2 separate regions of the Homo sapiens genome follow, and region 1 is linked to region 2. A link is a contact called in ENCODE Hi-C data. All regions are on one chromosome and are shown on one strand. Each heading gives the region's core, a stretch centred on a gene start or an enhancer-like site at or near the end of the contact. The rest is flanking DNA. Distances are from core to core; before and after follow the strand shown. Region 1 holds the start of DCP1A (decapping mRNA 1A). Region 2 holds the start of HEMK1 (HemK methyltransferase 1, mitochondrial release factors N(5)-glutamine).

Evidence for each region. Hi-C counts contacts between places; a loop is a spot of excess contacts on that map. Pooled maps may share reads with other maps.
Region 1: a map of OCI-LY7 shows a loop between it and region 2 (10-fold over the local background). The contact joins the promoter of DCP1A here to the promoter of HEMK1 in region 2. A Hi-C loop is called at or near these places in 1 of 168 maps with a recorded cell type or tissue (OCI-LY7), 1 of 37 single-sample maps with no recorded cell type and 7 of 50 pooled maps.

Annotation. Positions count from the first base shown.
Region 1 is chr3:53,345,318-53,350,281 of GRCh38, reverse strand. It overlaps DCP1A (decapping mRNA 1A), which reads left to right and starts at 2,739. Exons shown (of 10, transcript NM_018403.7): 1 at 2,739-2,899. The coding sequence starts at 2,765. RefSeq lists enhancers at 2,245-3,014, 2,550-3,140, 3,141-3,731.
Region 2 is chr3:50,567,997-50,572,368 of GRCh38, reverse strand. HEMK1 (HemK methyltransferase 1, mitochondrial release factors N(5)-glutamine) reads right to left here and starts at 2,847. Exons shown (of 11, transcript NM_016173.5): 1 at 2,795-2,847; 2 at 1,037-1,438; 3 at 568-659; 4 at 161-254. The coding sequence starts at 1,264. It also overlaps a transcript of C3orf18 not described here. RefSeq lists an enhancer at 2,923-3,042.

The sequences.
Region 1 (4,964 bases), core at 1,490-3,989, 2.8 Mb before region 2:
TCAAGTTGTTTCACCTTTCTGGACAGAACCAATATACACCTGAAATGTATTTGATGTCTCATCTCTCCCAAAAATGTATAAAACCAAGCTGTGCCCCAATCACCTTGGGCACATGTTCTCAGGATCTCCTGAGAGCTATGTCAAGGGCTATGGTCACTCATAGTTGGATCAGAATAAATTTCTTCAACTATTTTACAGAGTTTGACTCTTCTCATCAACACAATGACAAAAAACAGTGGTCCTGGGATATAAAATCATAGGCAATACAAATATTTAGTGTTATTTTCTTGAAAATATGGTTTTATCTTACAAAAATTTTCAATTCTGTTGGGGATGTCAATTTTTTTTTCTTTCCAGACGTAGTCTTGCTATGTTGCTCAGGCTGGTCTTGAACTCCTGACCTCAAGTGATCCCCACCTCAGCCTACCAAATAGCTGGGACTACAGTTACATGCCACCATGCCCCCCCCTTTTTTTTTTTGGATGGAATTTCTCCCTCTGTTGCCCAAGCTCTGGAGTGTAGTGGTGCAATCTTGTGTCACTGCAACCTCCGTCTCCTGGGTTCAAGCTATTCTCATGCCTCAGCCTCTTGAGTAGCTGAGATTACAGGCATGTGCCACCACGCCCAGCTAATTTTTGTATTTTTAGTATAGATGGGGTTTCACCATGTTGGCCAGGCTGGTCTCCAACTCCTGACCTCAAGTGGTCCACCTTCCTCGGCCTTCCAGAGTGTTAGGATTACAGGCGTGAGCCCACACATCTAGCTACCATACCCTTTTTTTTTTTTTTTTTTTGAGTCTTGCTCTGTCGCCCAGGCTGGAGTGCAATGGCACCACCTTGGCTCACTGCAACCTCCGCCTCCCGGGTTCAAGTGATTCTCCTGTCTCAGCCTCCCAAGCAGCTGGGACTATAGGCGTGCGCCACCACGCCCGGCTAATTTTTGTATTTTTAGTAGAGACGGGGTTTCACCATATTGTCCAGGCTGGTCTCAAACTCCTGACCTCAGGCGGTCTTCCCACCTTAGCCTCCCAAAGTGCTGGGATTACAGGCATGAGCCACCACGCCCAGCCTCCATGACCTTTTTAACGAAAGAAATGTTGCTTTTTAAGAAGTCTGGCGGGGATAGAACTCCCTATAGTCTCCATGATTTGTTTTACTTGTTAGCTAGTGCCTAACTCTTTCAAACGCTTTAAAATGCTCAACAGACACTTACCAATGAAATGAGTGATCTGCTTAATGCTTTAAATGAAGCAAGACAAATTAAACCCTTCATGGACTCTTCCCAGGGCTGGACAAAAATATTTATGTGGGTCAGACGCAGTGGCTCACGCCTGTAATCCCAGCACTTTGGGAGGCCAAGGAGGGCAGATCACCTGAGGTCAGGAGTTCAAAACCAGCCTGGCCAATGTGGTGAAACCTCGTCACTACTAAAAAAAATACAAAAATTAGCTGGGCGTGGTGGCGGGCGCCCGTAATCCCGGCTACTCTGGAGGCTGACGCAGGAGAATCGCTTGAACCCAGGAGGCAGAAGTTGCAGTGAGCTGAGATCGCGCCACGGCACTCCAGTCTGGGCGACAGAGCGAAACTCCATTTCAAAAAAAAGAAAAAGAAAAAGAAAAAATTAGCCAGGTGTGGTGGCGGGCGCCTGTAATCCCACCTAATTGGGAGGCTGAGGCAGGAGAATCGCTTGAACCCTGGAGGCAGAGGTTGCAGTGAGCTTGAGATTGTGCCACGGCACTCCTGCCTGGGCAAAAGAGCGAGACTCCGTTTCAAAAAGAAAAAAAGAAAAGGGCCGGGCGCGGTGGCTCAAGCCTGTAATCTCAGCACTTTGGGAGGCAGAGGCGGGTGGATCGCCTGAGGTCAGGAGTTCGAGACTAGCCTGGCCAACATGGCGAAACCCCGTCTCTACTATAAACACAAAAATTATCAGGGCATGGTGGCGCGCCCATGTAATCCCAGCTACTGGGGACGCTGAGACAGGAGAATCGCTTGAACCTTGGAGGCGGAGGTTGCAGTGAGTCGAGATCGCGCCACTGCACTTCAGCCTGGGCGACAAGAGTGAAACTCCGTCTCAAAAAAAAAGAAAAAAAATCCACTTGTACCTTCTGCTAATCAGTGTATATATTCAAGGCAACTTGAATCTATGCTCCTGGGGTGCAATCCTCAAGCTTGGCCCAAATAAACTCTCTGCTTGCATTTATTTTGCCCCAGAGTCTTCTTCCTTTTAGGTCGACACATCCATATCTGAGACCTAGGGTAATTTTCTGGGCTTCTCGCCTCTCCCTTTCCCCCATGTTTTTCTGTGCTCTCTAAACGGGCCCGGTAGAGTCCCGCATTTCCACATTCCACAGACATGTTTTCCTTCTGTGGCCCCGGGCCCTGCCAGACAGCGCACCGCGAGGCCGGCACTTCGGCGGTCTCCAACCTTTGCCTGGAAAGAGCTCGGCAGGCGAGCTAGAGGCCAGATCCCAGGACCCAGTCGTTTTAGCTCAGGGAAAGGAAGCGCCGGAGCTCCAGCCTGCAAGCTCCACTACGCAGCCTTGGACACCGCCCACATCGTAGGGCCGCGGACCCTGACAACGCCGGAACCCGGCGCCCGGAGCGTGCGCGCGGCGGACCAGAATGGCTGACGTACCGCCCTGCCGCGAGGCCCGCGTAGAGGCGGAAGTTGAGGGGACTGACGCAGATGGGGGAATTTTGCCTCGATGGCACTTTCCTGTCCGCGACTCCGCCCCCACCAGAGGGGCTAGGCTCTGGGATTCAAGATGGAGGCGCTGAGTCGAGCTGGGCAGGAGATGAGCCTAGCGGCCCTGAAGCAACACGACCCCTATATCACCAGCATCGCAGACCTCACGGGCCAGGTCGCTCTGTACACCTTCTGCCCCAAGGCCAACCAGTGGGTGAGTGCCGCCTGGCCCTGAGGACGGCCACCCGGCCGCTGCCGTCTCTTAAAGGGGCCGCGCGGGTTACTGTGGGGTGGGGGGGCACACTAAGAGGCCAGGGCGGTGGAGACGAGGCCAGGGTCTGGCCAAGAGCCTAGCCAGAGCCTGAGGGGTGTCGGGTCCGCTTGGGATTGGGGGATAGGAGTGAGAGAAGTGGCTCGAGACATCCCAAGGAAAAGCCAGTGGAGGGGAGGATTGGAGCAGGATCAGTCCCTTGGCGTCGGGTCTGGGGACGTGGGCGACCTGCCTTCTTTGCAGATACATTGGGAGTTATAAGACCGGTGGGGTCAAAAGGGTGCCTGAAAGCTTGTGTTTGAGGCTTTGCGGATTATTAGATAAATTATATGTACATTATCTATAAAATAAACACTCCTCCTCTCCCCCTGGCAAACGTAAATGAGAGCCCCTGTCGCAGAGGTCATTTGGGTTTAAAGTTTAAAATCCAATTAGTTTCGATTCTTGGAAGGAGGGGGTGGGTGGGTCCGGCTTTAATCGAACTACACAGAGTTTCGGAAAAGATTCCAAGGCACTTAGGAAAAGGGCTTCCGTGTTCACTGGATCCCCGAAGACCTTTGTACAAACAAGAGAGACCCTGTAAATGTGTTTTGTTCCATCTATGATGCTGGTGATGTCATCTCTGAATGCTCCCCTCGGACTCAGTACTTTCTGGCTTTCGTGCACTGGGGAGGGTCCGAAAAGTCACATTCAGTGTGTTCACTGATTCTTGTTAGCCCCTGCTTGAAGCTTTGTTAGTTGTTTAAAAAGCATAATTTCCCACTTTCTTGTAATTGACCCTTCCTAATTAACTCATTCAGCTACAGGCTTTACACTTAGAAAGTAATACGTAAATGCTTGTTGGATTGAATTCACCAATGACTGGAGTTCACATTTCAATAAGATACGAAATCCTTAAACTGACAGAACTCTGGAAGATGACCGTAGTATGTCGTTTACCCTATAATACAGTTGCATAGATTATATTTATCAGTAATTTATCGAAAATCATTTGGCATTTATGAACAGTTAATTCAGATGAAGAGTTTTTATAATCACGTTGTTTATCTTTGCCTCCTGGAAGAGAAGGAGATATGGGAAGCCACAAGGAATAAAATTGTAGATTGTTTTTTAAATGTAGCTATTTTAGACATTGCCTTAGTTTGAAATTTTATGAATCTTTTTTCTTTTCTTGGCCTATATATAAATTTTGAAATATGGATTGCCGACAAATGGTGAAGACTTGGGGCTAGAGTTTTCCTAGTTTTTCACAAAGGCTTTCAATATTTTAAAATTTTACATTGTGGAGTTCTGTTTTAAATATGAAATACAAGCTATAATAACCTGAATTGAAAAATAAGCTGCTACTGTTTATTTGGATCCTGGCACATAGAGCATGACAAAAATCTTTTCCCTCTTTATTATTTTACAGTGAGTTGTAACTTTGCATGATGTTTTTTGGTGGGCAAATTTTCTTTTACTGTAAGACAGTTGATTACCAGTTTCTTATAGTAATAACCTAACATTTTAAAGGTAAGAAAAAGCCTCTGAATCCTTAGGAAGGAAAATAATGATATTTAAGCTAGGGTAGTACTTCTGGAAGAAATCGAGATGATCAATTTTCTAAATTTTTTAATCCCAACACATTCAATATATGACTAACATTTAAAATGTTAATAATGCGTTGATTACAGTAAAATATTTAGGTCCATTGTAGGCTGTAAATTGCAGACTAATAAGCTTATTTATTTTTTAAAAAACACTGAACTGTGTTTAAAACCTAAATACACTCTTGTCACAGAAAATGAACTATGGTAAAGGCCTCCAATAATTACACTGAGGCAGGGTATACTTTCAGTATTCAAGATTCTTCAAGTTCTAAAAATAACAAGCTGATTTTGTTTGGTAGTAATTCTTAACCACAAAATTTGCTAGTTGTCAAAATGTACGAAAACTCCCTAGTGATGAAACAAAGTATCCTATAAGAAAGTTTCATTCCTTTCCTTTTTTAAAATTAACTTGGATAAAC
Region 2 (4,372 bases), core at 1,598-4,097:
TGGGCTCTGCCAACACAGTCAGAGAGGAAATACATGTCTAGAAAGGCACTGTCCCTGAAGTCATGGGGCCCCAGTGCCCCCTGGAGGAAGCCTGGGGTAAGACTGGTGCCCTGAACTCCACCATCATCCTGATCCTGCCTTGCCCTGGTGGCACACCTACCTCTGTTTCTGGCCGAGGAATAAACACTGGGGGCACCATCCTTAGGCTGAGCCCCTGGAAGTCCCACTCTCCAAGGATGTACTGCACCGGCATCCTGCAGAGGGGGCAGCTGGGTGGTCATCAGGGACAGAGCTAGGACCAACAGGACCATGCCTGGGTTGAGATACCACTTGTGGCCAAAGGTATCAGGCAAGACCATGTCTCCAGGGCCTTGGGACTCCTGAGGCAAAACCCTCCCTCCCTCCCTTCTTCCTATTCAGTACCCCGGCCCCACTCTTGCCACTCCTGCACCCCAACACCTCCCTAGTCCTTGGACATTCTCCTCCTCCCTGAACTTGGTGGGGATAGGGGAGGCTGGACTGCTGCTCCCTGAACACATCCTTCAGGTCTGATCCATGGGTGCTCACCTCTGCAATCGACGGCTACTCAGCTCCCGGATACACTGTAGTTGCTGAGAGGTCAAGGGCTGGGTCCAAAGTGCCGGCCTCAGGCTCTGAAACTGTCCCCACAGAGAATATAAGTGGCTGGCTCACTGGGCCCAAGGCCCCCAACCCAGGTGTCTTATGTGGATAATGCCTGCCCAGCACTGGTCTGGAGGCCCAACCCTCTCATCATCTGGGCCCAGAGGGGGCAGCATCCTGCCTAAGGTTACACAGCTAACACCAGGCTTCCAGGTGTCTATCCCAGAACACTTAGGCAGAGATATATTCATTCATCCAACAAACTGTTACAGTGTGTGCCAGGCGCTAAGACGTTCCTTCAGAAAAATCCCATCAGTCTCAGCTAAGCACTCTTAGTGAACAGAAAACCTGGATATCCCTTCCCCAAGTCCTCCCTCCTCCCTCTTCCTGTCCTCTTGACAACACTAAACTTAACTGTTTTGGCTCCAAGGACATGAGCCACGATGTACTCACTGGATTCCCGGGCCTCAGGGATACCCCTCTTCTCAAAGACCCCAGTCCAGTGGCTGACCAGTTCTATGGCACTGGATAACCCAGCCAGAGGTGGTTGGGGTTGCCATGAGCTGAAGGCCCAGCCCCGGGTACTTCCCCTCCTCCCTGGGCCAGACAGGAGGGCCCACAGCATTCGGCCCCAAAGCTCCATGTCTCAGGGAAAGGTTCTCCAGAGTGCTTCCAGGTTCCCAAGTCTGCTTTATGATGTCAGCTGCTGAGGTGAGTGCTGAGAGTGGCCCCTGGACCCAGCTGGGTGGAGATGGAGAGGTCACAAGCTCTGGTGCCCCAAAATGGCTCTGGTCCTCAGATATAGTTGGTTGCCACCCTGGGAGTGAGAGGAACCAGGAAAGCAGGTGAGCCTTGTATGACACCCCCCCTTCTACCAATACATTGCCTGAGAATAGTTGTGCTCTTGCTCTGACACCCCCTTGACTCCATTTAGAGCCTTACCCACCTATTTGATCATTCTTGTCTTGGCCACTTACGTTTTCTTCACATTTTTAGCTGGAGTGGGCTGAGCCCATAGCTCAGTCTCTGCTAATAAACGGGTTGGTGGTAGGTTAGGGCACATATGTGGGGACAGGACAGATCTGTGTCTAACCTAGCGTGTGTGATCTTGAGCAAGTCATTATTTCTGATTTTCACTTTCTTAATCCATAAGATGGGGGAAAATCACACCAAACCCATGGCAAGCAATGCATTAGTCTATGAATATCCAAGGCCTGGGAGGCAGCTCAACACACAGCAGGGACCAGATGTTACATGATCTTAACTGATGTTACAAGAGGCAGATGATTGCCTTTAATTGGGAGCTTTGAATCTGACATTGTGTGTGTACTGTCATGGATGTACATGCTGAAAATTTCCTCCTAATTTAACCTATAATCCGGGACATCAGCGTAAACCACCAACTAAAAAATTTACAATTGTATATTTAAAGAGGTCACAAGCAAGTTTAACTGAAGGTTTAAAATCAGCGGTCCCCTTTGCTTCCAGATAAAAGTCCAAACTAGCGTTTATTAAGCACCTGCTAAGTGCCACATCTTCAGATACAAGTAGGGTCAGAGAAGGGAAGCGACTTGCCCAGCGTCACTCAGGTAGAAACTGTCCCAGGCAAGCTGGGCACGGTGGCTCACGCCTGTAATCCCAGCACTCTGGGAGGCCGAGGTGGGCGGATCACGAGGTCAGGAGTTCGAGACCAGCCTGGCCAGCATGGTGAAACCCTGTCTCTACTAAAAATACAAAAAATTGGCCGGGCATACTGACGCGCACCTGTAGTCCCAGCTACTTGGGAGGCTGAGGCAGGAGAACTGCTTGAACCCAGTTCAAGCAGGCGGAAGTTGCAGCGAGCCGCGGTCATGCCACTGCACTCCAGCCTGGGTGCCAGAGAGAGACTCCGTCTCAAAAAAAAGAAAAAAAAGACTGTCCCAGGCAAGACACGAACCCGAGTCCACCAGACTCCAGAAGCGGCTCTTGCACCAGTGCGCCGTCCCAGGAGCCAAGGCCCGAAGTCAGAAGTGTAAACTCCCTCACAGCTACGCACCGCATTGTTAACGACCCAGATGAGGCCCCCTCTCTCCAACCCTGTTTCCCCATCTGCACTATGGAGAATGGTACCGGCCAGGTCTCCAGGCGGTTGCAGTCGAAACACCCCGTTCCGATCCCCACCTCCCATGCATACCTGCCTGAAAGGCTGCCCCACCCACCCACCAGCCGGAGAAGCTGCCCCGAACTGGACGCCCGGACGTGCGTGGCCCGTCGCGCGCTCCCTCGGACGCCCCGCTTCCGGGGTCGGCGCCTTTAAGAAAAGGCTCGGGCGGACGCCGTAGCCCAGCTTCAGTGTTCCTATCGCTGGTGGGTTCCTCCCAGGAGACCCCTGCGGATGGGTGGGGAGGCTGTGAATTCCACTCCCTCTACGCTCGCAGGCCTGCATACAGGAAAGTGCGGGGATGTGTGTGGGGTTGACCCTTGGGGGCCCGGACCTGCCGGTCTTCCTTAAAATCACAGCAGGGATTTGGCTCCAGCCCAAGGGGATTGCTCCGAGCTGGCGTTTAGGAACCAGGCCGGGAGGTGTGTGGGCGGAGCCCAGTAGCCTGCCGGAAAGGGGGCGTGTCACCAGAGGGCCCGGGTGTTCCGGCGGGGACCAGATGTCCGGGGGCGTGGTCTATCTTAGCCTGGGGGCCGGGTGGAGCTGTGCATGGGCGGGTTCCAGTGTTGAAGGCTGGTCCAACTTTGGGGTCCAGTCCCAGTGTCGTGACCCTACCGAGGTCAGTGGCCCGAGCCCACCAGGGGGTCGGCCGACTGGCGGCCAGACCCCAGGGGCCGCTCTTTTACCGATTCGAATCTTGACTCTATTGGCAACTCCTCCAGGTGTTGGGACCTCTGGACCTCAGTTGCGCCTTCTATAAAATACTCGGCAGCGTCTCGCAAAGTGTGTCTTGTCAACATCTCCCCACCAGAAAGTACTGTTAACTAGAACACTGTTAACTACTTTTTTTTTCTTTTTTTCTTTTTTTTTTTTTTTTTTTTTGAGACGGAGTTTTGCTCTTGTTGCGCAGGCTGAAGTACAATGGCGCGATCTCTGCTCACTGCAACCTCGGCCTCCGGGTTCAAGCCATTCTCCTGCCTCAGCCTCCCAAGTAGCTGGGATTACAGGCGTGAGCCAACACGACCGGCTAATTCTGTATTTTTAATAGAGACAGGGTTTCACCATGTTGGTCAGGCTGGTCTCGAACTCCTGACTTCAGGTGATCCATCGCCTCGGCCTCTCAAAGTGCTGGGATTACAGGAGTGAGCCACCACGCCCGGCCTTAAACTGCTATTAAACATGCTGTTTCCCTGCCTCCTTCCCAGACCGGGAGACACAGGGGCGTTTGCATTTGTACCAGGCTACCCGGTGACTCCCATAAACTACTTTGAAAACCGGCGGATCAGGAGTATCTGAGGGCTCCTTCCCTGAGCTGATCATGCCGTGGATGGAAGCTATTGTGAGGGTATATGTAGACTTGCCTGGGTCGGGGTGCCCAATAATAAATCCACCCCACTCTCAACTTCTGTAGACGAAGATTCCCCATCTTCGTCTAGAACCCTCACACCAGAGGACCCGTCTGAGTAGAAAGCCAAGGTTCAGGAAGGGAAAAGCAGTTTCTTCAAGGTCACAAAGTCAGCCAGAGTTCAGTGCAGGCCCAAGGACTCCCAGTCCAGTGCTCTCCCCAAGTCTCCTCTGTACATCCATCCGCGTTTTGGGGGCTTGAGTCTG